Linked DNA regions of Homo sapiens: region 1 is linked to region 2. The links are chromatin loops, found by intact Hi-C in ENCODE. Cell type or tissue: IMR-90. All regions are shown on one strand. Each heading gives the region's core, and the rest is flanking DNA. Links, peaks and the distances in the headings are about the cores only.

Evidence for each region. A loop is a pair of places that touch in the nucleus more often than their neighbours do. Peaks named below come from ENCODE experiments on the same cell type or tissue, not always from the same donor. Only the 100,000 strongest peaks of a DNase experiment are listed, where the experiment ranks them.
Region 1: a loop joins it to region 2, with 12 times the contacts of the local background. A loop is called at or near these places in 100 of 110 quality-filtered maps.

Annotation. Positions count from the first base shown.
Region 1 is chr15:98,078,963-98,094,951 of GRCh38, reverse strand. LINC01582 (long intergenic non-protein coding RNA 1582) reads left to right here and starts at 6,199. Exons shown (of 4, transcript NR_120325.1): 1 at 6,199-6,254; 2 at 9,178-9,330; 3 at 11,052-11,118; 4 at 11,503-11,973. RefSeq lists an enhancer at 2,575-3,136. In IMR-90, for the core only: a CTCF peak has its summit at 9,726 (motif pointing right); a DNase peak (open chromatin) is centred at 9,741.
Region 2 is chr15:97,900,735-97,916,723 of GRCh38, reverse strand. No RefSeq gene overlaps it. Among named protein-coding and RNA genes, the nearest start is that of LINC00923, 34 kb to the right of the region's middle. In IMR-90, for the core only: a CTCF peak has its summit at 7,227 (motif pointing left); no DNase peak of the experiment used is centred there.

The sequences.
Region 1 (15,989 bases), core at 8,673-11,172, 180 kb before region 2:
GAATTCGGCTGTGAATCCATCTGGTCCTGGACTCTTTTTGGTTTGTAAGCTATTGATTATTGCCACAATTTCAGCTCCTGTTATCGGTCTATTCAGAGATTCAACTTCTTCCTGGTTTAGTCCTGGGAGAGTGTACGTGTCAAGGAATTTATCCATTTCTTCTAGATTTTGTAGTTTATTTGTGTAGAGGTGTTTGTAGTATTCTCTGATGGTAGTTTGTATTTCTGTGGGATCAGTGGTGATATCCCCTTTATGATTTTGTATTGCGTTTATTTGATTCTTCTCTCTTTTTTTATTAGTCTTGTTAGCGGTCCATCAATTTTGTTGATCCTTTCAAAAAACCAGCTCCTGGATTCATTAATTTTTTGAAGGGTTTTTTGTGTCTTTATTTCCTTCAGTTCTGCTCTGATTTTAGTTATTTCTTGCCTTCTGCTAGCTTTTGAATGTGTTTGCTCTTGCTTTTCTAGTTCTTTTAGTTGTGATGTTAGGGTGTCAGTTTTGGATCTTTACTGCTTTCTCTTGTGGGCATTTAGTGCTATAAATTTCCCTCTACACACTGTTTTGAATGTGTCCCAGAGATTCTGGTATGTTGTCTTTGTTCCCATTGGTTTCAAAGAACATCTTTATTTCTGCCTTCATTTCGTTATGTACCCAGTAGTCATTCAGGAGCAGGTTGTTCAGTTTCCATGTAGTTGAGTGGTTTTGAGTGAGATTCTTAATCCTGAGTTCTAGTTTGATTGCACTGTGGTCTGAGAGACAGTTTGTTATAATTTCTGTTCTTTTACATTTGCTGAGGAGAGCTTTACTTCCAACTATGTGGTCAATTTTGGAATAGGTGTGGTGTGTTGCTGAAAAAAATGTATATTCTGTTGATTTGGGGTGGAGAGTTCTGTAGATATCTATTAGGTCTGCTTGGTGCAGAGCTGAATTCAATTCCTGGGTATCCTTCTTGACTTTCTGTCTCCTTGATCTGTCTAATGTTGACAGTGGGGTGTTAAAGTCTCCCATTATTAATGTGTGGGAGTCTAAGTCTCTTTGTAGGTCACTAAGGACTTGCTTTATGAATCTGGGTGCTGCTGTATTGGGTGCATATATATTTAGGATAGTTAGCTCTTCTTGTTGAATTGATCCCTTTACCATTATGTAATGGCCTTCTTTGTCTCTTTTGATCTTTGTTGGTTTAAAGTCTGTTTTATCAGAGACTAGGATTGCAACCCCTGCCTTTTTTTGTTTTCCATTGGCTTGGTAGATCTTCCTCCATCCTGTTATTTTGAGCCTTTGTGTGTCTCTGCACATGGGATGGGTTTCCTGAATACAGTACACTGATGGGTCTTGACTCTTTATCCAATTTGCCAGTCTGTGTCTTTTAATTGGAGCATTTAGTCCATTTACATTTAAAGTTAATATTGTTATGTGTGAATTTGATCATATCATTATGATGATAGCTGGTTATTTTGCTCGTTAGTTGATGCAGTTTCTTCCTAGTCTCGATGGTCTTTACATTTTGGCATGATTTTGCAGCGGCTGGTACCAGTCGTTCCTTTCCATGTTTAGTGCTTCCTTCAGGAGCTCTTTTAGGGCAGGCCTGGTGGTGACAAAATCTCTCAGCATTTGCTTGTCTGTAAAGTATTTTATTTCTCCTTCACTTACGAAGCTTAGTTTGGCTGGATACGAAATTCTGGGTTGAAAATTCTTTTCTTTAAGAATGTTGAATATTGGCCCCCCTCTCTTCCGGCTTTTAGAGTTTCTGCCGAGAGATCAGCTGTTAGTCTGATAGGCTTCCCTTTGAGGGTAACCTGACCTTTCTCTCTGGCTGCCCTTAACATTTTTTCCTTCATTTCAACTTTGGTGAATCTGACAATTATGTGTCTTGGAGTTGCTCTTCTCAGGGAGTATCTTTGTGGATTTCTCTGTATTTCCTGAATTTGAGTGTTGGCCTGCCTTGCTAGATTGGGGAAGTTCTCCTGGATAATATCCTGCAGAGTGTTTTCCAACTTGGTTCCATTCTCCTCATCACTTTCAGGTACACCAATCAGACGTAGATTTGGTCTTTTCACATAGTCCCATATTTCTTGGAGGCTTTGCTCGTTTCTTTTTCTTTTTTCTCTAAACTTCCCTTCTCGCTTCATTTCATTCATTTCATCTTCCATCACTGATACCCTTTCTTCCAGTTGATGGCATCGGCTCCTGAGGCTTCTGCATTCTTCACGTAGTTCTCGGGCCTTGGTTTTCAGCTCTATCAGCTCCTTTAAGCACTTCTCTGTATTGGTTATTCTAGTTATACATTCTTCTAAATTTTTTTCAAAGTTTTCAACTTCTTTGTCTTTGGTTTGAATGTCCTCCTGTAGCTCGGAGTAATTTGATCATCTGAAGCCTTCTTCTTTCAGCTCGTCAAAGTCATTCTCCGTCCAGCTTTGTTCCGTTGCTGGTGAGGAACTGCGTTCCTTTGGAGGAGGAGAGGTGCTCTGCTTTTTAGAGTTTCCAGTTTTTCTGTTCTGTTTTTTCCCCCATCTTTGTGGTTTTATCTACTTTTGGTCTTTGATGATGGTGATGTACAGATGGGTTTTTGGTGTAGATGTCCTTTCTGTTTGTTAGAAGGAAAACTAACAGACAGGACCCTCAGCTGCAGGTCTGTTAGAGTACGGGGTCATGTGAGGTGTCAGTCTGCCCCTACTTGGGGGTGCCTCCCAGTTAGGCTGCTCGGGGGTCAGGGGTCAGGGACCCACTTGAGGAGGCAGTCTGCCCGTTCTCAGATCTCCAGCTGCGTGCTGGGAGAACCACTGCTCTCTTCAAAGCTGTCAGACAGGGACATTTAAGTCTGCAGAGGTTACTGCTGTCTTTTTGTTTGTCTGTGCCCTGCCCCCAGAGGTGGAGCCTACAGAGGCAGGCAGGCCTCCTGGAGCTGTGGTGGGCTCCACCCAGTTCGAGCTTCCCGGCTGCTTTGTTTACCTAAGCAAGCCTGGGCAATGGCGGGCGCCCCTCCCCCAGCCTCGCTGCCGCCTTGCAGTTTGATCTCAGACTGCTGTGCTAGCAATTAGCGAGACTCCGTGGGCGTAGGACCCTCCGAGCCAGGTGCGGGTTATAATCTACTGGTGCGCCGTGTTTTAAGCCCGTGGAAAAGCACAGTATTCGGGTGGTAGTGACCCGATTTTCCAGGTGCTGTCCGTCATCCCTTTCTTTGACTAGGAAAGGGAACTCCCTGACCCCTTTTACTTCCCGAGTGAGGCAATGCCTCGCCCTGAGTCGGCTGGCGCACAGTGCACGTACCCACTGGCCTGCGCCCACTGTCTGGACTCCCTAGTGAGATGAACCCGGTACCTCAGATGGAAATGCAGAAATCACCCGTCTTCTGCGTTGCTCACGCTGGGAGCTGTAGACCAGAGCTGTTCCTATTCGGCCATCTTGGCTCCTCCCCCGGCTGGTCTTGAACTCTTGGCCTCAAGTGAGCTTCCTGCCTTGGCCTCCCAAAGTGTTGAGATTACAGGTGGGAGCCACCTCTCGGGGCCTAAGAGTTTTCTTATATATCAGCAATAACTAATTCTAATGTAATTGGGGAAAAGAGCCCATCCACAATGCCCTGCAAATATCAGAAATCTCTAGGAATAAACATGGCAAGAAATGTATGAGATGCCTTTGTGGAAAACTGTGGAACTGGCGGGGTGCGGTGGCTCACGCTAGTAATCCCAGCACTTTGGGAGGCCGAGGCAGGTGGATCACCTGAGGTCAGGAGTTCCAGACAAGCCTGGCCAACGTGGTGAAACCCTGTTCTCTACTAAAAATACAAAAATTAGCCGGGCGTGGTGATTCGTGCCTGTAATCCTAGCTATTTGGGAGGCTGAGGCAGGAGAATGGCTTGAACCCAGGAGTCGGAGGTTACAATGAGCGGAGATTGTACCTTTGCACTTCAGCCTAGGCAACAAGAGCGAAAGTCCGTCTCCAAAAAAAAAAAAAAAAAGAAAAAAAACCTGGAACTTTAGGAAAAAAAACATAGAAGACCCGAATAAATGAAAGGATGCCATGTTCTGTAATGGGAAGGTTCAAAACTTTAAAAATGTTAATGCAAACCAATGTTAAAAGACTAGATGCAACTGGCTTGCCTTCCCAGATATCCAAATATATGTTAAAAGCTAGGGTAATTAAAATAGTGCAATATTGTTGTAGAAATAGGAAAACTGTCAATCAAATAGCTAGAATGTGTATGAGAATTTAATATATAGTTAAAGAGATAATTCAAATTAGTAGCAGAAAGAATATACCATTTAATGGTGTGGGAACCATGAGATATAGCTAGATCCATTCCTTATGCCATATAGGTCAGTGAATTATGATTGGATTAAAATTCAAATCTGAAAATCAAGACAGTAAAAGTACTGGAGGTAAATTTAGAAGAATTATTTTCTAGTTTTGGAGTAGTTTAAAGTTACTCATGTGAGACACAAAACTCAAACTAAAAGGAAAGAAGGTATTTGACTAATACTGACTTTGGAAATAGTTGAATGAGAAGCAGGGAACTTTTCAGTTCATTATTCTTTATATATGCTGTATACACACACACACACGTATTTTAAAGGAACTGTTCACTATACATGTAATTTGTTTTGAGACGGAGTCTCGCTCTGTCGCCCAGGCTGGAGCGCAGTGGCGCGATCTTGGCTCACTGCAAGCTCCGCCTTCCGGGTTCACACCCTTCTCCTGCCTCAGCCTCCGGAGTAGCTGGGACTACAGGCACCCGCCACGGTGCTCGGCTAATTTTTTTTGTATTTTTAGTAGAGACGGGGTTTCACCGTGTTAGCCAGGATGGTCTCTATCTCCTGACCTGGTGGTCCATCCGCCTGCGCCTCCCAAAGTGCTGGGATTACAGGCGTGAGCCACTGCGCCCGGCCCTATACATGTTATTTTTTAAAAACAAGAGAACTTTAAAAAATGTGACAAAAACGTACATCAAAAAATGTATACTTCTTCAGACCTTGAAGAAATATATTCTACATTTTTACAGCAGACATTAATGAACCTTTAGTCCTGTGTGTCTGTGGCTGACTGCCACAATTACTACTTGAGACCGTCACTATGACAGTTATTACTGTTACTACTTGAGACCGTCACTACGACAGTTATTGTTACTACTTGAGACCGTCATTACAGGACTGAACGAAAGGACAAACGTAGAAATGATTAAAAAAATCTGTTTTAAAGGAAGGGGAAACCGGGAAGAAGGGAGCTCCCTGCTTCTAGTGAGCGAAGGCAGCCCCCCGAGCTTCCACAGCCCTTCGCATTCATTGGGAGAATGAGCAGGGAGGAGGCCCTAAGACTGGTCAGCTGTTTGATTATCACAAGTTCTCATTACTAACAGGCTTCAGTTGTGTCTAATCCTAAACACTTGCACCTGGGTGGTGACTGCCCTCAGCAGTCCTTCTGGGCGGCAGACACAGGTTGTCAGTTTGCCAACACCCTGCTCTCATGAGAAACAGTTTGCTGCTTACTCACGTGGCCTCCAGTGGTATACTGAGTTGATCACGACCCTCAATCTTTCGGCCCCTAAGAGCCGCAGGGGGGTGGGGAGGTGCCAGGCTGCTGAGGCCTTTGGGTTCCTAGGCTGCTGGCATTTTAAAACCACCACTGTATTCCACCTCCCCTTGGATAACACGCAGAAACAGGCCAAGAAGAAATTACCTGCTGTTGGTTATTTCTATTTCAAATGAATACTAGCTGAACATTTACTAAATGACATTGTCAGGTTTCAGCAAAAGCGGCCTGTAATAGTTGGGTGAGGACAGGGAAAGACTTTGAAATGGGCAGAAAAGATTACGGGATGTCCTGCAGGTTCAGTGTGCTTTGGCCTATTTTTCAACTGTCTAAATTTTCGCCGCCAAAGTCGCCAAAACCGCCTTCGCCGCAGCTGCAGCCAAAGCCTCCTCCTCCTCCTCTTCCTTCTCTCTCCTCCCTCACCTCCTCCTTCCTTCTAGGAAGCTTACTGGAGTGAAACTTGAACGTTTTCAAAAAAAAATCATTAACGCAAATGATTCTTGTCCAAAGAAACAGAAATAATAGAAGTGTGAAGGGGCGTGGGAGGGGGTTGAGATGTGCCGCGTTCAGGCCCGGGGCACCGGCGAGGGTGGGCGTGTGAGCGGGGGGTGGGGGCGTTAACGGTGTCTTCTCCCCACAAATGAAAGAGAAATAGTAAATTCTCCTGCGGGTGGCGAATCAGGAGGGAAGGTGGAGCCCACAATCTTTGCAAACTCTCTGGGGAGCCAGGGGTTGGTAGCTGGGAAGACTTGGGTGGTGACCCTGGGGGAGGGGAAGGGGCCGGGGAGCGGGGAATGGGGGCAGCCCCTGGGGAGGAATGGGAGAGGGAGGAGGACGCCAGGGGCACAGGGACAGCCTCCGGGGCGGGGCGCGGCGCCAGCCTAGCCCGAGGATGGAGGCTGAGGCCGCCTGTTGAGTCACAGGTAAGGGGAGCCGCTCTGGCCAGGCCCAGGGCCGCCCTCGTTCCTCCCGGAGCGCAGCGACAGCTCCTCCCCGCGTCTCGGGTTTCAATGGCTGGGCCTGCCCGAAAGCTCTGGGCCCCCGCGTCCCAATTTTTTCTTTATTTTTGAAGGATAATATTGCTGGACATAGAATTCTTTGTTGACATTGGTCAGCTCTTTGAATATGTCATCCAGTATCTTCTGGCCTCCGTGGTTTATGGTGAGAAATCAGCTTACTGAGGATCCTTGAACATGACTTGTCTCTCTCTCGTGCTTTCAAGATTCTCTCAACAGTTTGATTATGATGTGTCTGACTGTGTATCTCTTTGAGTTTACTCTACTTGCAGTTTGTTGAGCTTCTTAGATATGTAGATTGATGTTTTCCATCAAGTTTGGGAAGTTTTGATTCGTTATTTCTTCAAATATTCTTTCTATCCCTTTCTCTGTCTCCCTTCTTTCTGAAGTTCTTCTAATCTACATCTTGCTTTGTTGCTGATGTCCCAAAGGCCTCCAAAGCTGTGTTCATTTTCTTTCTTCTTGTTCTTCAAACTAGATAATATCAATTGACCTATCTTCAAGTTTGCTATACTCTCTTCTGCTTCTTCAAATTTTGTGCTCAGCTCCTATAGTGAAATTTTCATTTTAGTTGTACTTTTTAACTCCAGAATTTCTATAAATTTTTCAAAAATATGTAATTTCGATCCCTTTGTGAATATTTGCATTTGGTGAGACATTGTTTTCATAATTTACTGCAGTTGTTTAGACACACATTCTGTTAGCTCTTGGAGCACATTTAAAATAACCAATTTTAAAGTATTTTCTAGTAAGACTAAAGTCTGTACTTTCTCGGAACCGTTTCTATTAGTTGCTTAATTTCCTATTATAGAGCCATACTTTGTTTCTTTACATGCCTTGTAATTTCTGTTGATGACTACTTAAAATAATACATTGTGACACCTCTTAAAATCATTATCTCCCTCCCCAGAGTATATTGTTGGTGCTGCAATTTTTTAGCTGTTTTGTATATTTAATAATTTTTTTGAACTAATTCTACAAAGTCTGTACTCTTTGTTACTTGTGGCAACTGAAGTCTCTATTTGGTTAGCTTGGTTGTTGAGTAAGGATAGGACAGAGATTTCTGTAAATACCAGAAACCAGTAAATCTCCAAGTCAGGTCAAATACAGACAATCTTGCATGTGGAGTCTTCCAGAGTATTACCAGACAGGTCTGACGAGACAGTTCCGAAAGGACAAATCTTTGGGAATGAGGCTTTAAAAACAGCTTCATTCTGCTCACTCTGGTGGCTCCAGTACCGCTCCAGGAATGTGGGGTGTCATTTTTCAAGGCCACTGCAGGAAAGGAAAGTGAGGCATGAGAGTGAATCAAGGTAAAATGCCACAAAGCTTACTGTTCTTATTGAGAATTGGCTGGTTTTCTTAAATACATGCTTCTTGAGTTGCTACAAGTCTTTGGTCAATTTCTAGAGGTCAATTTCTAGAGTTCTGGAAAAGTTGATTCTAATAATCTTTGCCAACTTTCTCCTTGTTTCTGTGGAGAACAGAAGTTTTGTTAGTCTTTATTTCCATCATTTATGCTGACTTCACTCCTTGATTTTTAAAAAATTAATGATCTAAATAATAGTCATATCTCTCTGTATGAAGAACAGAGTGCTCTGGAATATGATTTTTGGGGGGGTTCACATCCTGGCTTTGCTACTTACGGGTTTGTGGCCTTTGGCAAGTTACTTGTCTGTGTATCAGCTTTCTTTTATGAACTGGGCATATTAATAGTACTCATCTCATAGGTTGGTTGTGACTATATAAAATGAGTTAATATGTGGAGAGTTCCTATAAGGATGCTTAGTACAGAATAAACATTTGGTGAATCTTACCTGTTAAAACAGCTACTCTAAATTTTCACTACAATTCCACACAGTTGATAGGCCGCCGCCTTCTTCCTCCTCCTCCTCTTCCTCCTCCTCTTCCTCCCCTTCCCTTCCCCTCCCCTTTCCCTCTTCCTCCTCCTCCCTTTTCCTCTCCCTCTCCTTCTACTTCTTCTTCTGCTCCTCTTCCTCTTCCTCTCCTTCTTCCTCCTCTTCCTCTTCTTCAACCGAGCTACCCAGGCTGTAGTGCAGTGGCGCTATCTTGGCTCACTGCAACCTCCACCTCCTGGGTTCAAGCAGTTCTCCTGCCTCAGCTTCCTGACTAGCTGGGACTACAGGCACGCACCACCACGCCTGGCTAATTATTTTTTTTTTTTTGTATTTTTAGTAGAGATGGAGTTTCACCTTGTTGACCAGGCTGGTTTCAAACTCCTGACCTCAAGTGATCTGCCCACTTAAGCCTCTCAAATTGCTAAGATTACAGGCGTGAGCCACTGCGCCTGGCCCTGATAGGCCAACTTCTAAACTGAGATTGATAGAATTATTTACTGAAGTCACAGAGGTAGTGAGTAATTGATTCAAGCAACCTTGAAGAGTTGCTGCATGAATTAGAGATAATGTGTAAAATTTTAAGCTCATACTTAGATGCTGCTCATTCAATGGGAACCAGTCCTACAAATTATGGCTCTAGTATTTTCTCCATAGTGGGTGAACAGTACATAGTTCCTTGACTGTTTAATTTTTTTAGATGAGTATATGTATTTATATTTAAATGTATCTTGCAGTTGCATGAGGGTTTTGCTGAAACTTTTCTTCTGTTCAATATCCAGGTTTTGGCAGAGTTCAAAGACTGGGAAGCAAAGTTCAGCCATGTTGGGCCTTTGGGCTCATAGATGAGCAAGGGTACCCCAATATGAGGGCTCAGCAAATTCTGGAACTTATCAGTTCTGAAGACCTTTAGAGGAGAAGGAGACAAGTAAAAGGTATTTCAAAGCACAGTGAATGGGATAAAAGCAGGGATCAGGAGTAGCTAAAAATGGAACAGGTGGCTTACATAAATACCAGCTGTGCATTATGGTCGATTTTATTGCCAGTTTGTAATGTTGTCCATGGCTATTTTACAACAGTTTTCTTTATTCCTGACATTGTTGTAAATCTTGCTGTAAAATTGCTCTAATGCAGCAGAAAGGCTATGAAATGAAATGGGAACTCCAAGGATCAGTTGATTGTAGTGGAATGGAAGGGAGGCTGAGGATGCCTAGAGAGAAAATAAAGGAAAGCTGGGGGAAAAAATTAGTGGGTCAAATATCTCATTATGTATGAGAATTTGTCCTCTTAAGTCAGTTTAATTGTGAGCAAGAGCAGATAGCACTTTTAGGATGAATCCACCAGGTGGCACCATCGAAAACATTTCTTAGAAGGCCTCTTTGTCTAGATTCTTAGAAGAAGTTAGTAAACCTGTGATTTTTAGAGGTGGAAACAATACTTCTCATTTTTGGAGGGGGAATGCATGGTGTGTATTATATTATCTTCTGTACTTTTTGTATTTGTGTGTATATATTACAGTTCTAAACACTGAATAGACCCCTTTCTCAAGAGATACAATGTCAACTTGGGAACTTGGGTCAATTTTGTAGGGCAGATTTGAGCCAAGCATCCCAGATTTAGGGATATATATATACACACACACGCACATATATGTATACATATATATGTATATATGTGTGTGTGTGTGTATGTATATATATACATATATATATATATATATATATATTTTTTTTTTTTTTTTTTTTTTTTGAGATGGAGTTTCGCTCTTGTTGCCCAGGCTGGAGTGCAATGGCGTGATCTCGGCTCACTGCAATGTCTGCTTCCCAGGTTCAAGTGATTCTCCTGTCTCGGCCTCTCGAGTAGCTGGGATTATAGGCGTGCGCTGCCAAGCCCAACTAATTTTTATTTTTAGTAGAGATGGGGTTTCTGCATGTTGATGAGGCTGGTCTTGAACTCCTGACTTCAGGTGATCCACCCACCTCAGCCTCCCAAAGTGCTGGGATTACAGGTGTGAGCCACTGTGCCCGGCCAGGGATATATTTTTATACCTTTTGGTTAATATTAATATACTTTGGGTTTTCTTCTCCTTTCTTAGCCTGGGAATATCTAAGCCTTTATCCTTTTAATTTTCCTTTTTATCATCTCTGCCCGAGAGGTGAAGAGGAGTACTAAGTAGCCCTCTCTACTTCTCCTCCCAGCAGCTGGCCGCTGGCTCTGCCTCTACCTGGTCCCTTCCAGGATGTACTTCCGAAGTGGTGGAAGTAGGGAAGGCTCTTGAAGGGAGATACCCATGATTCTTAAAATTATGCACCAAGACACAGCACAGAATCAGAATCCGAGAAAGTTGGATTTCTGGCCCATTCTGCCTCTTTCTTTTTAGCTCACTACTTAATTCAAGGGTTATTGCAAGGATTACAAAAGGTAACGTGTGCAAAATGCTCAGTATATGGCCTCGTACATGCTAGGTGCAGAATGCATGTATGAAAATAATGTTTAATAAAATGTGTATTAAACTAATATCTTTTCAGCAGGAGGCCAAATAGGCTTCTTGTCCACCTCAGATTTTTTTTTTTTTCCCTCACTTTTTTAAAAATCAAGGAGGATGTGAGGAACCAGGAATTGAGATTTGGCATTAATCTTCATTCTTGTTGCCTAGGGTTGGCCTTGCGTATTGGCAATGAAACAGGCTATTTTTGACATTGAGTTGTCCAGCATTCTCTAAGGTGAGGCTATGTTGCATGTTGGAAAGATTTAGCGAATAACAGAGGCAGGCTCCACTCGTTTCCCACTGGGAAAGGCAAGAGCAGCCTGCACACAGAGCCCCTCTGAGGGCAAAACTCACACTGCATGCTGCACGTGAAAACTGCAACAGGGAGTTAGAGATGCCCGGGGCAGTTGTGATTTTCACTGTCCATTTATCTGTAATCATTTTTGTAAGGAAGATTGATGGATGCCGGGGGGTGAGGGTGGGCGGAGGAAGTCACTGCTGCATAGTGATGCACAGAAATTGATATTTCATCAGAAGAAAGCTCTTGATAGTTGTTTCCCTGGCAAGCTGGAGATGACGGACAGTCTTTACTAACTGAGTTGTTTATCCTTCCTATCAGGTATGTAGTCCTGGAGGGCGCTGCTTAATGAACCAGAAGTCCTGCCTCTTAAGTACCTCACCAGCTCAAATGTGTGCATGTCACCTTGGCGTGAATCGGAGCAGGCGCTGGTGGATACCGTTTGGAGGCATGCCAGCAAGGAGCTCCTTGTGTAGCCTGCCTCTGGAGCCTCAAGTTCAACTTCCATAGGGCCAAAAGGGGAGTCGGGCTGGGCAGAAGCTCCTGAGAACCAAAGCAAATGGTCTGAGAGTCTGAGAGTGTAGTGGAGGTAACGTGTTCGTGTCCTCTCTGGCTGCATCACCCCAAGTCCTTGCAGACTCAAGTAGCCTATTTGCAAGTTTAAATAGTTTGAGTCCTGGCCGGTAACAAGAATACTCTACAGTGGCCCAGAGTCAGGGATATAGAGTGGCGACTACTTGGCAGAACTGGAGCTTGCTCAGATGAAAAGATAAATTGTACTGGTTAAACGAAGATCAAGTGCAGGGTCTGGACTTTGTTTCTATCTTTCATGTGGACTCTATAAGCACCTACACACAGCATTCTAGAAACACTGCTCCCATCCCTCCTGTCTCATGTCATCCTCCCAATTCCGGGAGTTGGGGGGCATACTCTTTCCCTGTGTCATGTGAGAAATTCCTTTCTCATGGGAAGCAGGTGGCATTCCTGGACTCTCCTTGGCCTGGCCGTTGGTAAGCACAGGAATTCAAGGTGTCTGAATCTCTTGTCAAAGGTGGGCTGTAAGGCTCCAGAAGAGGAGGACAGAAAGTGCCTGCAGAGCTCCTGCCTGAGGCCTTTGGATGGGCCCTGCTGGCTTGCCGTGTGTGTGTGTGTGTGTGTGTGTGTGTGTGTGTGTGTGTGGTGTCGTGCTTATTTGCCCCAAATGAGGCAAGAGAGCAGTGATCAGGTGTCTCCCCAGCATCTAGTTTCATGAAGACAATAGAAGTGGGTCGGATCAGGCCTGCTGCCATGCTTGGCTTGCCCATGTCTCCTAGGATTGGCTGCCTGGTGGCCATCCCTTTGCCATCCCCTTGACTGCCCTGTGAATGATGTCCACTCTGAGACCCCAGGCCACTCAGAAAAACTGAAGATTCTCAAGTTCAGGTGCAGTTAGGGGGCAGGTCCTGGTGGTGGGGGAGCTTTGATGTTCTGCAGTTGGAGGATCCTCTTTCAGAATAGTAATGCAATTTGTGAATTAATAAAATTAGGTATGCAAGAGGATATGTAGAAAAGAAAAATCACAAGCTACACAATTTTTAAGTTGACAAAACTACGAACATCACAAAATAATATGATATTTTAAATTAATTATCTGCCTGGAATACTCTGTCATTTTTTTTTGATCTTTTGCCTGCATCGTCTTTGATAGCAGTGTTTTTGATATTGCTTTTTATAGAGAGACTCAAGATAATGGAGTCTACTCTGTTGTGGTTAATTAAACATTTTTTGGTGTTATTCATAGTTTGAGATGTTTCTTTTAGCTTCTCAACCTGCTATACAGATAAAAAGCACTTTCATGTCAGGTAAATATTTAGAATTGTTGCCAAATTTTAAATTTCCTCCATCAATTTTCTTTCATATGTCATATATGAGTTGTGAGATTTGGAAGGATATTTCAGACCAGCTTCTGTATCTATTTTTTTCTCTAATCACATGCTACTGGTGGTGTGGACAGTAGTAGCACATGACCATATCAGGACATGATCTATCTTGGTGTCATGGCTCTCAGTGAGTCTGCTTGGAGGGTAGTAGAAGTATCCCTGGACGTCATTCCTACACCAGGACAGCAATAACTTAGCTCTCCAAGGAAGTTACTGTGAACCACATGCACATATTCTACTCAAGTCAATGTGCCCCCAACTCAATTTGTCCTTAGCTAGACCCCAAAAGTTCTCATGGGGAGTCTCACTCCCCTTCCACTTAACATGATGGAAGGCCTGATTGGAGGGGGGCGTCAGCAGTGGGAAGAGACACAGCCTTCACTGATTGCAGCTAAAATGTCTTACTTTTGAAAATAGGACAAAAACATATGACCATGTGCATATACTGCTGAAGCCCCTCCCTGGGCCATGCAAGGTGCCTATGTGAGTGCAAGTGAGATGCCCGGAAGTGTAAGTTTCATCTGCTCAGGAAAGGGCCAGGTATTGCCTGGTATCACATTCCAGGGGAAAGGAAGAGACAGTCAAGGCCTTATGGCTCTTAACTTTGATCTTAGTGCTTCGTATTTTCCATTCTGCATGATACAAAAACAGATTTAAATCATGTTCTAGATAGAGATGAAAAGCATTTTCACTTTTGGCAGGTCGTGGAACATCAATCAATATTTGTTAATTGGTTGAACTGGATGCATAATTGGAAAGCTAATGGAAGGAGATATGTTTTACAAGGAAGGGCCCTTGGTGATCACTGATTAGTCATTTTTACAGATAGCAAAGCCAGGAAGGGGAATGACTGTCTGAAGGTGGCAGTGAATGACAGAGCTGAGGCCCATGGCAAGGTGCACTAGTACACTCTGCCTTTGCATGACTGTAAGCAATTAAAGTCTCATCAGAAGTCATTGTGAGTTAATACACGGAGCAAATATAGGTGCAGATGTCTAGAAGCAACAATGGCATTTACAGTGAAGCCAAACATTGAAGGTTTACTGTAAAATGTTGCACTGAATTCTTTATATACACCTGTTTTGGTTAGTCATTATTCTCTCCAGTCTGTGGGTTACATGCCCCTTGCTGACCCACAGTACCATGCCACAAGATAGGCAGTGTATTGGCCAGGTGCACACCTGGCAAAAGTCTACTCTGCTTAGGTTCAGCTGTGGATGGGTTCTGTGCGCCTTGGATGGGGTCGTGAAAACTGTGGGACTACAGGACTGGGCTTGTGGGCAGAAGAGTCATAGGGCACTCTGCCTAGGAAAAGGGAAAGGGGCCTGTTCCTACCAGGTGCTCTGCGGAGTGTCCACACTGCAGGGAAAGGCTCAGGTCTGAATAGGAGGTGCAGACTTTGTGTCTACAGGACCCTGCAAACCTGAGGCCTTGTGGAGGTTTGGTCAAGATGGAGAGGCCAGTTAGCGGCGTACCATGGGCTAGACTGTCCATGACGTGGAGTAAAAGGCAGCTATTGGCACTGAGCTAACAACAGTGGGAGGTGGGGCCTCAGTGGAAGTGGATTGCTTGCTTCTCATCCTGCCTCCAACACTTGGTACCCACATGACCCTGCACAAGGAACCTGTTTGTCCCATCTGAGCCTCTGCATCTTGGGCTGTCAAAAGCCAAGAAAAAAAAATTGTAAGACTGATCTCATAGGGTCGTTACGAGAATTAAATGAGATAATCCATGTAAAGCAACTGACATGTAAAAATAACAATAATGAAAGTGACACTAATCTTAGGGTCTACTTCGACTTTGCTAAGTGGTTTTACAATAAATAGCATTATTTATTATTATTCATTATGTTTAATATTACTATTAAATCAGTCTCCATGGCTGTGGATGGGGGTAGGATGACCTGGGCCTGTGGGCCCTGACTATTTGCCTCCTCCATGCCCAGGTACCCAGTCCCTGCAGGCATCTGCAGCTCAGTCCCCCATGAGAACTTCAGGGTGTCCAGCCAAGGGCAGGGTCTCTGGGAGCCTCTCTTTTCTAACGGGGGCTGGGCTGCTGGGCTCAGGAAGCCCATATAGCCCTATGCTTCAAGGGAGGATGGTGAGACAAAGGGAAGCATGGGGAAGAAGGCAGTCTGCACGTTACTGAGCACCTACTATGTACCATGACTCTAGAAGAGTTTGTATATGTTATCTCGCTTAGCGATGCTATCATTAGTTATTCTTATCTCCAATAAAAACAGGAAAATAGACACTTTGAGAAGTACTCTGCTCAAGTGCAGAGCTGGTGAACATAGGACTCAGACTCAAACCTGCTTCCATGTGACTCAGGCCTGCTCCACTATTCCAGGTGTAGGAAAGGCTGCTTATTCCATTCCATGTTGATTTTTGCACAAAATAATTATTGACTCAAACAGGAAGGTGAATTACAAGGTAACTTACCTTAAAAACCAGTTGGGATTTTGACTGGAAGTTGACTGAAGCTATAGACTGCTTTTGGTAGACTTGACATTTTTATGATATTGAGAGTTCTTCACCTTGAATATGGATTACTTTTTTAATTATTAAGATATTCTTTAGGCTGGGTGCGTGGCTCACACCTGTAATCCCAGCACTTTGGGAGGCTGAGGCAGGTGGATCACTTGAGGTCAGGAGTTTGAGACTAGCCTGACCAACATGGTGAAACCCTGTCTCTACTAAAAATACAAAAATTAGCCAGGTGTGGTGGCAGGTGCCTGTAATCCCAGCTACTCTGGAGGCTGAGACAGGAGAATCACTTGAACCTGGGAGGTGGAGTTTGCAGTGAACTGAGATCGCACCACTGCACTCCACACTGGGTGACAGAGTGAGACTCCATCTCAAAAAAAAAAAAAAAAAGAAAATTCTTTGG
Region 2 (15,989 bases), core at 5,919-8,418:
TTGACACCATCAAAATAGTAATCTAATACCTCTAGTTCCTGCCCTGCATTGCAATTAATTATTCACAAGAGGTGTAAGCTTTATAATACCTAAAGTTTCTATGTCATATGGAATTGGAAATGAACTTTTGAACTTCTGATTTTATCAGTTGGTATAAAAGTTGGCAAAATTAAAAGTTTGTATATGTGATGAACCATCAAAGAGGAAGAACCCATTTGACAACCATGTTATGCACTGCGCGCAGAGAAGGATAATGCCAGCATCAAGCAGGAATCCTAGAAATGAGGTCATAACAGGCAGTGCAAGTGGGCCCTAATGAACCCAGATTCATATCTGTGGTGAAATTATATGCTGGATAATGTCCTGAGAAAAGCTGCCATGTTTCAATCTGGAAAGAAGCCCATTGCTGATACAACAAATCAATTGATAAGAAATGTCTTTATTGCACTCAATAAAAGAACAGCACAACCCCAAATAATCATACACGGCTCATAAAACAAATTGCTCACCTAAAATGAATTACACTCTGAGTTTTTTTTTTTTTTGAGTAAATTACACCACAGAAAATTCAGTGATGTATCCATCCACTAAAGAGTAAGATGATAAACAGCACTAAAAGTAAATGTTTCCACGTTTCTTTTTAGTTTAGCCTTTTTTTCAAGCCACATGATTACCAAGAGCAAAATGTAAAAGAAAAAAAAGAGGTAGAAAGGGCCTGTTTCGTGAAATATAGGAAAAAATATACCATCTGTGATTTAGCACAGTTCTCAATATTCCATCTGTGATCTGAACACAGTTCTGAGCAAAGGCTGAATCCCATTGTAGTTCAATAGATTTTTAAAAAAGTTTGTCTAAGAAAACTACTTTTGTAACATACTATTATTCTTGGCATGGAGTATCTTTTGAATGAAATAGTAAATATGGCTTTTACAACTGTTTTAATGATTTGCTGTTGTTTTTGTTGCATGCAAAGGCTTAACATTCTGAACAACTAATAAGCTAGACCCTTGTTCTACCACCCTCCCAGAAAAACTCACTGTAAAAGAAGTATATTTTGAATCCTGTGAGATGGGCCTTTGTTTCTGCATTCATCTAGTCAACAAATGTTTATTACCAAGCATTCTGTTAGAGGAATTTCCATGTATAAGGGAATCTAAAAGTATTAAATGACATTATGATGTTGCTTCAGTCAATGTAGTTTTGCTCAGTGTTAAAAAGAAAACATAATAGCACATCGCACGATGATTCACTGGTCTTTTCTTAAGGCAATGCTGGCGTTTACTCATTTTTCTGTGATGAGCTTATCTGGTGATATGAAGCCACACATAGGAAGTCACTGGTCCACATCAAATAATAAAAGAACAGGGTTTCTTAAGCTCAGCACTATTGCCACTTTCGACCAGATACTTCTTTGTTGTGGGGGGCTGGCTGTACCGTATGTGCACTCTGGGATGTTCAGCAGCATCCCCTGCAATTGTGAAAATCCAAAACGCCTTTAGAAATTGCCAAATGTCCCCAGGAAGAAGATCACTTTTGGTTGAAAACCACCTGTATAAAAGGAATCATTAGATTTTCATATTATCAACTGTTAGAAACTGTGGTTTTCTTTTTTTTCTTTTTGCAGGGTAGCAGCCAGTAATTTGTCCCTAGTTTCTTGTTGTGAAGATATACGTGATGAAGACTGATACTGAGCACAGAAACGACAGGAGTGGGAAATGGTTTAGGAGAAGGCAGGGCTGAGAAAGCTGTTCTGTAACGCGTCAAGATCAGGCATGAGACCAACTGCATTATTCTCACTAAGCACAGTCCACTAATCACAGATGTCTTTGGCCGTCATTCATTTCTTCTTGCTGTATCCTTAATGTGGGGTTTCCAGCCCTTCTTGGCTGGGAGAAATCTCATTTTGCAAATCTTGGCTCCAATGTCTTCTCCATCTTTTCTGTGAGGGCTTCCCATGTCTCAGTGGTAACAAAAAAATTCTCTTTTTGCTTCCATGTCGTGGAACTTTGCTTACCTCAACTTATTGATTTTCATATTGTTTGATGTTTTAGTTAATTAGTTAGATACCTGTCTCTCTTAAGATGTTATAAACTCTTTGGATCTAGACTGTCATCTTTATAGCCCATATCATCTAGTCTAGGGATGCATTTGCCTGTGAGCAACAGAAATCTGCCTTAAGGTAACTTTACTGGGGAGTTTGCTTCCCTTACATCATAAGAAGCTTTGGTTAGGAGGCAGCTGAAGACATTGATTCAGCAGCTCCGCAATGCCTAGGCTAAATCTCCAAAATTGTCTTGGCATTGCCCTCTTGGTCACAAGGTGGTGGCTGCTCAGCCAGACTTTCTCTGCATTCCAGGCAGATAGGAATAGGGTTCTGAAGCCACCAGCAGGATTCCTTTATATCTCGTGGGTCAGAACTGAGTCACATGGCAATTCCTATCTGTAGCAGAGGTAGGGGAGTTGATTTTTATTTTTGCAGACACTGTAGTAGTAAATGGAGAAGGAAAGGAGATTGGATTGGATTTTGAATCTGCCATCCTCCGAAGGCTAACAGCATGTTGAGTGCTTGTGCTTGTGGAAGGACTTGACCATTCGGCTGTGTTCAGGCAGGAACTCTTCATCACAAGGTCTTCTGGTGCAGGAGGAACAAAGACTAACACTTCAGAAAGACACTTGCTTTAGTGTGACATAAAACCATAAATTAGGCTTTAATTTGGCAACTGCTTTTCAAATAAGAGTTTCATAAATCATCACGCTTCCTCATCATCTTTTGCTTTAAGTTTTAATGGCACACAGAATGAAATCAACAAAAGAAATGTGGTAAGAGAAGGCACAGAAATCAGATGAGAATATGGGAAAAAAGGAAGGCGCTAATGAGCGATCCATTTATACTGTGCGGGAAGGTACCAGGGAGGGAGAGAGGGAGGACTTTGAAGGCAGAAAGAAACTAAAACCCTGCTGATGTGAGCAGTGGGAACACATGGGATTTTGATAAAAGGTCACATGTTAAAATGTGATTTTAAGATTAATCTGCCAGAGCAATGCAATATTATTGTTTCTTTTCCAGGCCACCCGAAAACTCAGATCAAATGGAGTAATGATTTGAAATTTACTTGACCCTTTCCTTTCGGTCTTAACGCTTTCCCAAATAGTCTTATATAAAGTTCATAAACTTTTCTTTTTGAATCTGTGCTTGTATTTTTTTTCTTTCCCAAATATTCATATTGAGATTTTTACCCTGCAACCATGGGGTTAAGCAGAATACATTATTTTGTTTTCTTCTTCAGTGAGTGTGTCGATTTGAGCAAGACCGGCCAAATTGCTTTCTCTCTTTCTTTTTTCTCCTAAATCAAACTGTCTATTCAGAAGAGCATCACGTTGTGGTCCTATTAAACAAAATAACACGTTCTGCTCTGATATTTAACAGGGCGAAGCTCAGCCTCGCCGTCTCTCTGCTTTACTGACATGAGAGCTTACTGAGGAACATTTTCCCCCTTTGAGAGGTCTCGAGAGGGTCTGTCACATTTTTTTGTTGTTGTTCCCAGCAATTTCTGTTGCTGCACTGGGGCTTGGCTGTGATAAACGACATAAGCTTGTTGTGCCTTACATGCAAATTCAGAGAAAGAAAAATGGGAAGTAGAAAAAGGATATTTCACTTTCCTTATCTAAAATAATCAGCTTTACTTAATTGATTTGCGGGTCTTTTCTCATGAAACAGTAAACCTATTAGAAGACAGACAAGATAATAAGTTATGGGAAGATCTTTGTAAAGGCTTGTCATTGGTTGGTAATGGTGATCGTAAGGACACAAGATGGATCACCTCTGGCTGGCTCTTGATCCATCTAGTCCAGTAGCCTGTCATTGGCACTTGCGCCAAGAGACGTGATTGTCCTTCACGATGTTTCCATTAAAAGTAGTTTATCCCTAAACGTCCCACTGGACAATTAATGCTGTGACGGCCATGCATTTGCTAAACTGCAGATTCGTGTTTGTACTTCCTACAACCTCCTGAGGAAAATGATGCATTTTTTATTGTTTGTGGGGTTTTGTCTGGCTTTACTGTGCACTTATAGATGTTCTGATTCTCCCTGCTATGTTATGCTTTAAGAAATGGATCATACTTAGGCTGGGTGCAGTGGCTCATGTCTGTAATCCCAGCACTTTGAAGGCTGAGGCCGGCTGATCAACTGAGGTCAGGAGTTCGAGACCAGCCTGGTCAACATGGTGAAACCCCGTCTCTACCAAAAGTACAAAAATTAGCTGGGCATGGTGGTAGGCGCCTGTAATCCCAGCTACTCGGGAGGCTGAGGCAGGAGAATCTCTTGAGCCTGGGAGGTGGAGGTTGCAGTGAGCAGAGATTGTGCCATTGCACTCCAGCCTAGGTGACAGAGTGAGACTGTCTCAAAAAATAAGAGATCACAGTGAACATTCTTGGGTTTGGAAAGCAAGCTAATGTTCCTCTTATCCATACTTTTATTAGTTTGAAAGTTATAAAAGCAATATGTCATAAAAATATACAAAATAGAAAAAAATTGTAGAGAAATAGATGTGCAGAAGTATGTGTGTTGCAATACTGATGGCAAGAGGTAAAATTTGGGAACAAACTAAATGCCCATCAATAGTGAAACAGTTACATAAACTGTTGCCACAAACACATCACAGAAATCTATGCAGCTATTAAATAGGTAGATATTTGTGTATTGGCATAGAAATTCCTTTTTCCAAGACATATTTTTAATTGAAAAAAGCAAGTTGCAGAACAATACATGAAGTGTGATGGCATTTATATTGCTAAAAACATCGCAATTACACATTTCTATAACTATGTATGTGTCTATGTTAATGCAGAGAGAAGATGCCCTCCCTGGAGGGGCTAAGCACGGAAAAGGCCAGAAAGTATTTTTACCTTACATTGAAATATTTTACAAAAATATATCATCTGAAGCTAGTGTATTTAAAAATAAATGTGCCGGGCCGGGTGGTTGGCACCTGTAGTCCCAGCTACTCGGGAGGCTGAGGCAGGAGAATGGCGTGAACCCGGGAGGCAGTGCTTGCAGTGAGCCGAGATGGTGCCAATGCACTCCAGCCTGGGGGACACAGCGAGACTCCGTCTCAAAAATAAATAAATAAATAAATAAATAAATAAATAAATAAAATACTTGTTTAAAATGAAGGGGGAAATAAGATTCTGTATTTTCTTATACTAACAAAAGTCCTATAATTTTTAAGATTTTCCTTCTAATAATTTTCCATTTGTTTCTATTTTTACATAGTTGTGCTAAGTACAAACACAACATTTAAAAATATTATATATAATTATTTTTGAATAAAGATAAGTATATATGTATTATATATATATATTATAAATATAGAAAAGGATGAAGAGGAAAACCAAAGTGTCCCATGATTCCAGTGTCCACACAGTCCTATTTAGTAATGTGGATGCCTAGGAAATGCAAGAAGTTCAGAAAGGAACACAGAAAAATGGAGGCTTTGCTCATTTTGCCTCTAAGCACCCTCCACCCAATTTCCCAAGGACAGTTCCTAGTAATGCTTTTAGGAGGGATCACCACAGCTAATATTTAGTAGGCATTTATTATGTTACTATCAGACACTGTTCTAAAGTACTTTGTAATAATTAGCCCATTTAATTCCCATAGCTCTATGAATTAGGGTCTATTGTTGTTACCATTTCACCGATGAAGAAGCTAAGGCACAGAGAAGCTAAGGACACTGCTGACAATCACACAGCTAGAAAGTGGTGAAGCCAGGATTCAAATCCAGAGAATCTGGCTCCTGAGTCTCAGTATTACCTAGTGCACCACGCTGCCCCGATTACAATAGGTCCTTAATATCACAAACTTATCTAATACCATATGTCTACATGGGTCTTTAAATATCACACAAGGGGCTAGGCGTGGTGGCTTATCCCTGTAATCCTAGCACTTTGGGAGGCAGAGGTGGGTGGATCACCTGAGGTCAAGAGTTTCAGACCAGCCCGGCCAACATGGTGAAACCCCGTCTCTACTAAAAATACAAAAATTAGCCAGGTGTGGTGGTGCGCACCTGTAATCCCAGCTACTAGGGAGGCTGAGGAAGGAGAATCGCTTGAACCCAGGAGGCAGATGTTGCAGTGAGCTGAGATCGCACCATTGCACTCCAGCCTGGGCAACAGAGCAAAAACTCTGTCTAAATAAATAAATAAATATTGCACAAGGAGGTCACAGCATACCTGCTGTGCTAAACCTTGCATTTTCCTTTTGAGAAAAGTTACCTTAATATCAGCTCATTCTAACGACCTTTATCCTTTTAATAAATAACAATATTTTCTATTGTAGGGAAATAACTCTGTTCATGAATGCTACTGCTATTTACTATTTCTTTTTTATTTTATTTTTTTCACTTTTCTTGTTTTATTTATGTTTTCTCCCTCTTCTGGGGTCAGTTTTGTGCCTTGTATTTTCCTTGAAAATGCTCTACTTTTTTTCTGTTTTATATTTCTTTCATTCCTTTATTATCCTCTTCCATGTGTTATGTGAGTTTATTTTATTTTTGTTTTACTTAACATTTTGAACTGGATGTTTAACTCATTAATTTTTTCTTATTTAATTATGTAGGTTTTAATGCCATGAATCGAAAAAACACATTTTTTTCTTGCTGTTCTGCCTTAAAAAAAAAAAAAAAACAAGAATTACTTAAGAGACAGTTTAGAATTTTCTAGATGGTTGACTTTTTCCTTTCCAATTTATACGTCTTTCCTGACTTGCACTTCTTGTTTGATGACTAAGTCTTTTTTTTAATATTATGAAGGCTTATTATAACATTTACCTTTTCCTGCCCATATTTCCCATAGTAATTTAGTTTTTAATTGTATATTTAAATACATTTCATGTTCATATCTAGCACATTGTGTCTTGCATTGAAAATGCAACATTATTGTTTCATTCCTTATAATTTTTGATGGAAAAAGCATGCTATTCTGCATATATCATAATTTCCTTGGCCATTTCTTTAGTGTTAGATATTCATATTGCTTCCAGTTTTCCTCTTACTTATTATATTGAAATCACCTTTCTTAAGGATGTGTTCCTCAACCCCATATTTTGCACTACTTCTACAATGAGAGAATTCTCTAAGTGGGATTGTGTTGGTCATATTGAAGCCCTAGGCCATCTATACCTCTCAGCCTTGAGCAGCCCCGATTCCTACAGGAACCGTGTTAGGCTGCCCTCTCATGGCAGCCACTGTCACTGCACTTGCATGGTTACTTCCACCCTGTTGATGTTGGTCCTCAGAACTGCACTGGGCAATTCAATGAGAGACTGCTCTCTTTGAAGTGAGGTGGGTTTCTCTTTATTCCTAGGATGTTCCTTCTTGATGCCCCGCATTTTCATATACTAAATCTCAGAACCCTTCCCCAAATCATCTCTGAGAGTTGAGACTGACGACATTGCTGGAAAAGAACCACAGAATTTGTACTCTAAGAATAGTTGGGATCATTTTTCTGTAAGCTAATTGTCATGCACTTATCTGTATAAAAAACTACCTACCACTTTTTACCTTCACAAGAAACCTTGAAATATTTCTCTGCAAGTTAATACCCATCACATTTTAACCTTATATATAATGTTACTTTGTAAATGAAAAAGGTTTTTCTTACATATTTTCAGTAGTAATGAATGGCTGGGCCGGGGCTGACCCATGGACATATCCACAAGGGAGGCTAGAGAACCAATCTCTTGCTACAAAACAAGACTTTTCTGCAGTGGTGTTGGGTGCAATGTGGCAGGCTGAGCTGATTCTCTTGTTGTGAAATTGGTTCAAGCCAGCACACACTGAGACCCTCTCTTGACTGTATTCCCTTACTTTCCATGTCCTGCCAATTCTATTTGTCAAGCATCACTCAAATCCATCCATCTCTCCTCCCACTGCCAGCACCCTGCCAGTTCTAGGTGCATTGGTATCTTATCTGGATTTCTGCATGAGCCTCCACCTATCTCCTGCTTTCAGACTTGCCTTTTTAGTCCCTTCTCTGCTTAGAAGTGAGAAGGATCTTTTGGTAAATGGAAGGGTCTTGTTCTGTTTCCCAGGCTGGAGTGCAGTAGTGTGATTGTAGCTCACTGCAGCCTTGAACTCCTGGGCTCAAGTGCTCCTCCTGCCTCAGCCTCTCAAGTAGCTGGGACTATAGGTGTGTGCCATCACACCAGGCTAATTTACTTTTTTTTTTTTTTTGGTAGAGTCAGGGTCTCACTATGTTGCCCAGGCTGGTTTTGAACCCCTGGCTTTAAGCAATCCTTCCATCTCAGTTTCACAAAGTGCTAGGATTACAAGAGTGAGCCACCATGTCTGGCCCTGGGATATTATTTATTTTTTTTACTATCACTTTTTTTTTTGCATAAAAGCCTTTGGTAGTCTCTATAACTCTTGTAATCAAATTCATATTTATTAACATAAGCAGGCTGTGCTTCCTCCGCTGCCTCTGGGCTCTTCTGCATGCTGTTCTCTTGGAACACACTTCTCTCTCTTCTCTATGGGGCTAACTTTGACCAATCCTTAATTCCAATCCGAGGTTTGACTTCTCTGGAGAAATTTTCCTTTATCTTCCAGGTTTCCTATATGCCTCCTGTAATCCAGTATCCCAAAGTTCTCATATTGTGTTAGTTCCAACAAATGAGATTGTAAGCTGTGTAAAGTTGAGGGTATCTTGGTCATGTTTGCTATATCAGTGAGACATTGTGTTTGACTACTAAGAGCAGAGACTAAACAGAATGTGATGAAAGGATGTTTTTCTCACATATCACAATCTAGAGGAAAGCACGTCAGAGCTGGTGTGAGGACTCCATAGGCTCACTGGGAAACCAGTCTTCCTCTGTGTTGCTGCTCTGCACTCTTATCACTTTGCTTTCATCCTTAAGGTTGCTTCATGGTCCAAGACAGCTACCAGAGCTCCAGCCATTACATCCATGATCCAGACAGAAAAATGAAGAAGAGAGGGACAAAAAGAGTTTGCACAGCCATTTTTCTACCATTTAAAGAGATTTCTCATAACCCTCTCCAATAATGTCAGCTTATATCTCATTAGTCAGAACTTAGTTTCGTGGATGTACCTAGCTACAAGCTAGGCCAGGAAATGGCCCTAGAAACAATACCACCCCAACTAAAACAGGTTCTATTATTGGGAAGCAAGATAGGAAAGAAGATAGGCTGGTGACTGGCCTGACATCTGGGTGCTTCCCTCTCTTTCTAGAGCTCCCCAGTTATTAGTGTGCACCTGTGGAAGTCCTGCCTCAGTTCCTCCGCTATCAGTAGAATATCACAGGGGCATTAAACAAATGAAAGAGTGCATTTTTCTGTGTAATCTTTACAGCAATCCTTGGAGGTAGGGACCTTTGTTATCCTCATTATATACACAAGGAAATAGGCTATGACCTTAGTAAGTCATTGTGATTATATATATATGTGTATATATATATAAAACACAATATAAATGTGTGTGTAAATTCTGGCACCATTTTTTTTTTTGAGATAGGGTCTCACTTTGCCACCCAGGCTGGAGTGCAATGGTGCAATTATGGCTCACTGCAGCCTTGACCTCTTTGGGATCAGGTAATCCTCCCAAGTAGCTAGGACAACAAGCACGCACCACCATGCCCAGCTAATTTTTGTAGTTTTTTTGTAGAGATGGGGTTTTGCCACATTGCCCAGGCTGGTCTCAAACTCCTGGGCTCAAGCGATCCACCTGCCTTGGCCTCCCAAAGTGCTGGAATTACATGTGTGAGCTACTGCGCCACACCTCTGACACCATTTGTAACGATGATAAGAATTGATATGAGTGCTGGTGCCCTGGAGTACTCTGCCACGACACTCAACTCAAACTGAGAGAATCAAAGAGGGGAGGAAAGACCAAACAGGAATGGGCTAAGTGAAGAGGGTAGGATGGGGAAGGAGGTCTAGCTTCTGGCATTGTTTTCCACTCCTTGGCTAGCATGTAAATTCTTTGTGGGAGGTCCACATCCTGTCTGTATTCTTCATAACTGGGTGTGAAAATAGGTGCATTGATCATAATGGCAATTTGGTCTTCTAGAAGATAAATTTAGGGCCACTGTCAACCTCACTGGTGAATTGTGCAAATTACAAATAGATGGTCCCTCTGAATGTATGTGACAGGCAAAAGGAAAGGCTCTCCCTCTAGGTGAAGGAAAAGACTCTAGGGTCTATGGCTTTGGGGTTGGCCCCATATGTCCCTTCAGCCAGGGACATACCTTGTTCAGCGTACCCCTTGCACACCATTGCCAATCAGAAGTCATTGATCATGTCCTCCAGATTCCTGGCTCCTGGTCGTGGAATGCGGCAACTCCATCTCTCCAGCGCTTGGTTCCCTGACGCCAGGAAGGAGAAGTGACAGAAGTGACACGTCTGTGTCCCATTGGGAAGGAGGTGAAATTGACCAGCACAAGATCTTTTCCAAGAGTGGGTTCTGATGGGGGCAACAGTAAGCAATCCCTCCAGGCTCCAGGGATCTGGGAATCTCTACTTGCTGTGCTTATCCTCAGAATCACTCTTCAAGACCCCAAGTGCTTGAACAGGGTAGAAAAGGAGTGATTCTGAGGATTAGCACGGCGAGTAGAGATTCCCAGAGACAGACTTGTCCTCCCTCCCAGAGAAGCCTGGTATGGCTTTCCTTAAACACACCCCTCCTTGCGTCTGTGCCTTGAAAATAACTTCAGGGAAAATAACTTTATTTATCCCTCATTATTTTTATGTGACTAATAAATTACAAATAATTCTGGTACTCCTTCCTAATAGCAATTAGGACAAACAATAAGAATCATTTCCGCTGCTTGACAATTAAGGTTCTAATGAGTGAAATTGAAGTCTTATGATGAGGATTTGGACAATTCATTAGTTGGAAGCATAAGCATTTAATAAAGCTAATGAAGTCTTTAGCTACATTTTCCAAACAAAACAAAACAAAAAAATGGACAGGAGAGACAGATGCCAGAAATAGGCCATATTCTTCACAATAGAGAAAAAACTTGCTAAGAGAAATCTTTCAAAAGGATATAAGAACAGAAAGTTAGAATGGTTTGAAATCTCCTGTACCATCGTGGAACAGTAGAAGCTCAACTAGTTTTGCCAATCTAAACGTACAGCTCCATGAATTTTTACATCTGCACACGCATGTGCAGCCACCATGCAAATTAAGAATGAACACAGTTCCATTACTCCAGAAAGTTCCCCCGTGTCCCTTTCCAGGCAATCAGCACCCCAGAGGCAACCACTGAGCTGTTGTCTGTCACTCTTAGTTTGCCTGTCCCAGAACTTCATCTGAACGGAACCAGAATCATTCAGCGCATAGCGTAGTCTTTTGTATCAGCGGCTTTCATTTAACCAAAAGCCACACTGTTGCTCTTTTCAGCAGCTCATTCCCTTGATTTTACATATTTATTTATTTATTCTAGACAGGGTCTCACTCTGTCACCCAGGCTGGAATGCAGTGGCACAATCTCGGCTCACTGCAACCTCCGCCTCCCGTGTTCAAGCCGTTCTCCTGCCTCAGCCTCCCGAGTGGCTGAGATTATAGGTGCGTGCCACCACGCACAGCTAATTTTTGTATCTTTAGTAGAGTCGGGGTTTCGCCGTGTTGGCCCGGCTAGTCTCGAACTCCTGACCTCAAGTAATTCCCCTGCGTGGGCCTCCCAAAGTGCTGAGATTACAGGCGTGAACCACCGCGCCCGGCCAGCAGCTCATTCCTTTTACTTGCTGAAAGCAATCCCATGGTATGAATATACCACAGTTCGTCCGTCCATTTTCCCATTTATAAACATTCGGATTGTTTCCAGTTTGGGGCGATTAGGAATAAAGCTGCTTTGAGCGTTCTTGTGCATGCGTTGTGGCGGTCAGCGCTCCTTCGTAACAGTGGAATTTCCATGTCACTGGGTGCAGTGTGTTGAATTTCACCAGAAACTGTCTTATGGGGTTTTTTTGTTTGTTTTGTTTTGTTTTAGCTAGCCCTCCTCCTCCTCCTCTCTTTCTACATGATCACTTTGTAAATGCTCATTATTGAACTCAGACCTCACCCATGGGCGCCAGCCACAAGGTTTAGAATGATTTTGTTCCTTCGGTTTCCTCCTGACCAGTCCTTCAAACCTCATTTTAACTAAGGAAAAACTAACAGAGGAGACAAACAGTCTGGTCATCACAACGTGCCTATACATCTCTGCAGGGGGTTGAGTGTGAAGAAATAAAAGGTGGCGTGTTACTCAGCAAACGCGACTAGGAAGGCAGCAAGAAGCCAGGGGCTGAGCAGAGCCTGCCGCCTGGGATGAGGTCCGGTGGAAAACCTCCCACTGCCGGGCTCTGGGAGCGGTGCGCGGAGGCGCCGCCTCGGGCTTCCTGGCTGTGCGGCGCCACCTCGCGTCGGCAGGGCCGGGTGTCGGGCTTGCTCAGTGCCTCATCTCCTGGGGGTTTGGGAAATCTCCAGGTCTGGGCGACGTCTGTTGCCAGAAACCAGAGAGCTCTTCTCAGCCTCTTTGGTCTTAATTGTCCACAGTTCCTGACCTCTCTGGAAAGGGCCCCTGAGTGAGCCTCTCGTATCTTGGCCCCTGAGTCCTCGCTGAACCAACAGGCCACCTTTATTCAGTTTCTTCTTCCTGCAGCCCCAAGACCATCACGACCATGGACAGCAGCCTGGGACCTGCAGAACTGCAGCGCTTTCCTCCCACCTCAGTCCTTCCACTGTCTCTCTGCTGGCGCTGCCTGGACACTTCTGCCAGGATGGAGTCATATTTTAAAAGTTCTTCCAGGAAGCCAGAAAGGAAATTGACAGTGAGAATCCACTTCCCTCGGATAGGATAGGTGTGCCAGGTTGTGGTGCCTTACTTGTTTAATCTTTCAACAAGCCTGTGAGGCAGGTATCATGATCCCATTTTTAAATGGGGGAAAATAAGGTTCAGAGAGGTTAAGGATTTTGCCCAAGGTCACACAGCAATTCTAGAAAGAACAAGATCACAAACTTATTACTGGCTGATTCCTCAGTACAATGGTGTTTTTCAGCAGTCCAATGTGCCCCCCTGCCTCCTTCCCCGCCCCCCACATCATTTCCTCCTCCCACCTCCACATCTTGTCCTGCTCTCCTGTAGATGCTCCTGCTTTCGATGCCACATGGTGCATTGTTGGGAAGGAACCCCAGTTGACCCTTTAGACTACTGCCTCAGCCCCCAGTCACTCTCCTTAGTCTCCTTGATAGGCCCCAACCAATTGCAGGCACCGATTTCCACCATTCTCCACCTGTGACCTCTAGCTCGTTGCTTATGGGAAAAAAAGAACCCGCCTGGGATTTGCAATGCTTTGGTCCTTTAATGCCATTTTCCCCCATAGTGATGCTTGTAATGAAGCAAGTAGAAAAACAATAATGTGGAGCAGGAAGGGTCTTTGAAGTCCACTTACTTCTGGCAGTGCCGGATAATAGGCGGGGAGCCAGAGTGTTTAAGGGTTTTGTCCAGCATGACTTAGCGGTGTGGACATCAGGGCCAGGATTGGTTAGAGGGAGGGCAAAAAGATATGCACTTACAGAAATTAAATTGGAGGGAAACAATCACCTGTCCAGGAGGCCTTGAGAGTCCACAAGCATGTCCTTCTACAGTCAGTGTAGAGGTGCTCTATTATGGATTGAATTGTGTTCCTCCAAATTCCATGTATGGAATTCCTACCCCCCAGTACCTCAGAATGTGACCCTATTTGGAGGTAGGGTCTTTACAAAGGTAATTAAATTAAAATGAGTCCGTTAGGGTGTGCCTTAATCCAATATGACTAGCGTCCTAATAAAGGGGAATGTGGAGAAAAACATGCCCACAGGGAGAACACCACGTGGAGATGAAGGCAGGCATCTGCCAGCCAGGAAACAGCAAAGATGGCCAGTGACCCACCAGGAGAGAGACCTGGAACGGGTTCTCCCTCGTAGCTCTTGAGAAGGAAGCATCCCTGCTGACACACCATGCTTTTAGTCTCCTAGGCTCCAAAACTGTGAGACGCCAAATTCCTGTGTTTAAGCCACCCAGTCTGCAGTGCTGTATTACAACAGCCTAGGAAATGAATGCATGCTCTACTGGCTTGCCAAGTTGATGAGGACAGAGTCAGACCCATGTGCTAAGGACGTCACGCTGATGACTATCCTCTGTCTGTGAGGGACTGTGTTAGGCATTTGCTAAAAGATTGCAATCTCTTTCCTCGTAAATCTGGATTGTTTCCACCCGGAAATGATATGAAACCAGTTAGAAATGCCAAACTCTTGTCTCACAAACCATTCTGGTTGAAAAGGAAATAACCTATTTTTGCAGGGCCAGGACTAAGGTGAGGGGAATGAGGCACCTGGGATGCAACACTTTCTCTCAGGTGCTGACTGCATGTTTGATCTGCTCTGAGACTTCACGTCTCCGGAAACTTTGCAGCCCAGGTGTATCTTTCACCTTACTCTCCTGCACACCCTGCCTATTTGCACCTGGAGCCAAAGAGAAGGAAATAAGCATGAAAGATGTCTAGACACTGACGTGTGACTGCTGGAACTGCTGTCACAAGCCCCAAGATGATTCTAGAAAAGGAAAGGCTCCTCTGGACAATGCCTTCATTCTCCTGGGGGGTTCTCCATTCACATTGCTGTGCACGGGATCGGAGTTATGATTTTCATTTTTAGTAATTATCCGGTTGACGGATTTGAGAGAATTCTGGGAGAATACATCGGCAACATGTTCTGATTTTATGAGCTCAAGCTGGCTTTGAAATGAGGCTAGGAGGGCATGAAGAGCTGTAGCTCCATCAGGGATGACCAGCTTGGACTGAGCACTAAGAGCAAGTATTTTCCACATGGCAGCATCCAGCCAAGGGATAGAACTTTTATTTTAACTCGCAGTGAACTATCTACTTTCACAAGAATCTCAGATGAGACACTTGGCCCTGCACCCTGGAATTATGGTTGCCAGAGACAGTAAATAAAATATAGGAGATTCAGTGAAATTTGGAGTTTAGATAAATAATGGACAATTTTTAGAATAAATACGTCCCAGATATTTCATGGGCATACAAATACAAAAATTAGTTATTGTTTATCTGAAATAAATGTAACTGTGTAGCCTGTGTTTTATGTGGTAACTCTCCCTGGATCCTGTGTAAGTCAGCAACCTGAACCGATAGCTGGTATTTCATGTGCTGAGGAGAGTATGATGAGATATAGAGGATTTCTGCTGGTGAAAGTTTACCGCCTTTTCTTGGGACTTACATTTTTCCAGGTTCAAAAGAGGCTTTAATCTTGGTAGATCAAGTGCCTTTAATTATTGAGGCAGGCATGTTCCACCTGGAAGAATTGAAACCAGGCCTTTTAGGCTATAGCAGAGCTACATTGTGGCTGCATAAAGAAATGGAAATGGGGTCGGGACAGCAGCCTGTTTGATTTGGAATTTAAACACGGTCTAGCCTCTAAGACAAGCCTTTCACTACTTAGAGCTGTTTCTTTGCGGTTTCCTCCCAAAGTTAGTGTTTAGGGACTTATTGTCTTTGAACGTAAATTGATTTTTCTTTAAAAATAGTTTGTTCTTAAGAACCATCTTAAGTAATGAGGCCAAGAATTTCCTCCTGATTGAGGTGATTTGAACTTGTGTGTCCACAGTGAGCCTGCAGGCAAGGGGAAGGTAGGGATCTCCTCTCAGGAATGCTCCTCACTGATCCTCCACCCACACATGCATCCCTCCATCCATCTGCCAAATACTGGGTCAGGCATATATTGAGAAGAGAGCGAGCAAAGATAGTTATATTCTTCAAGGAACTCATAGTCTCCTAGAGAAAACAAGCATGCAGTGAGACAATTTTATGACATTTGACTTTGCCATGATAGAATTGGGCACAGGGGATTATGAAAATACACAGACACAGATGTAGGATTTAACTTAGGTGCAGGGTAGAGAGGGTGGGGGGGACAAAACCACCCTCCCTCTCC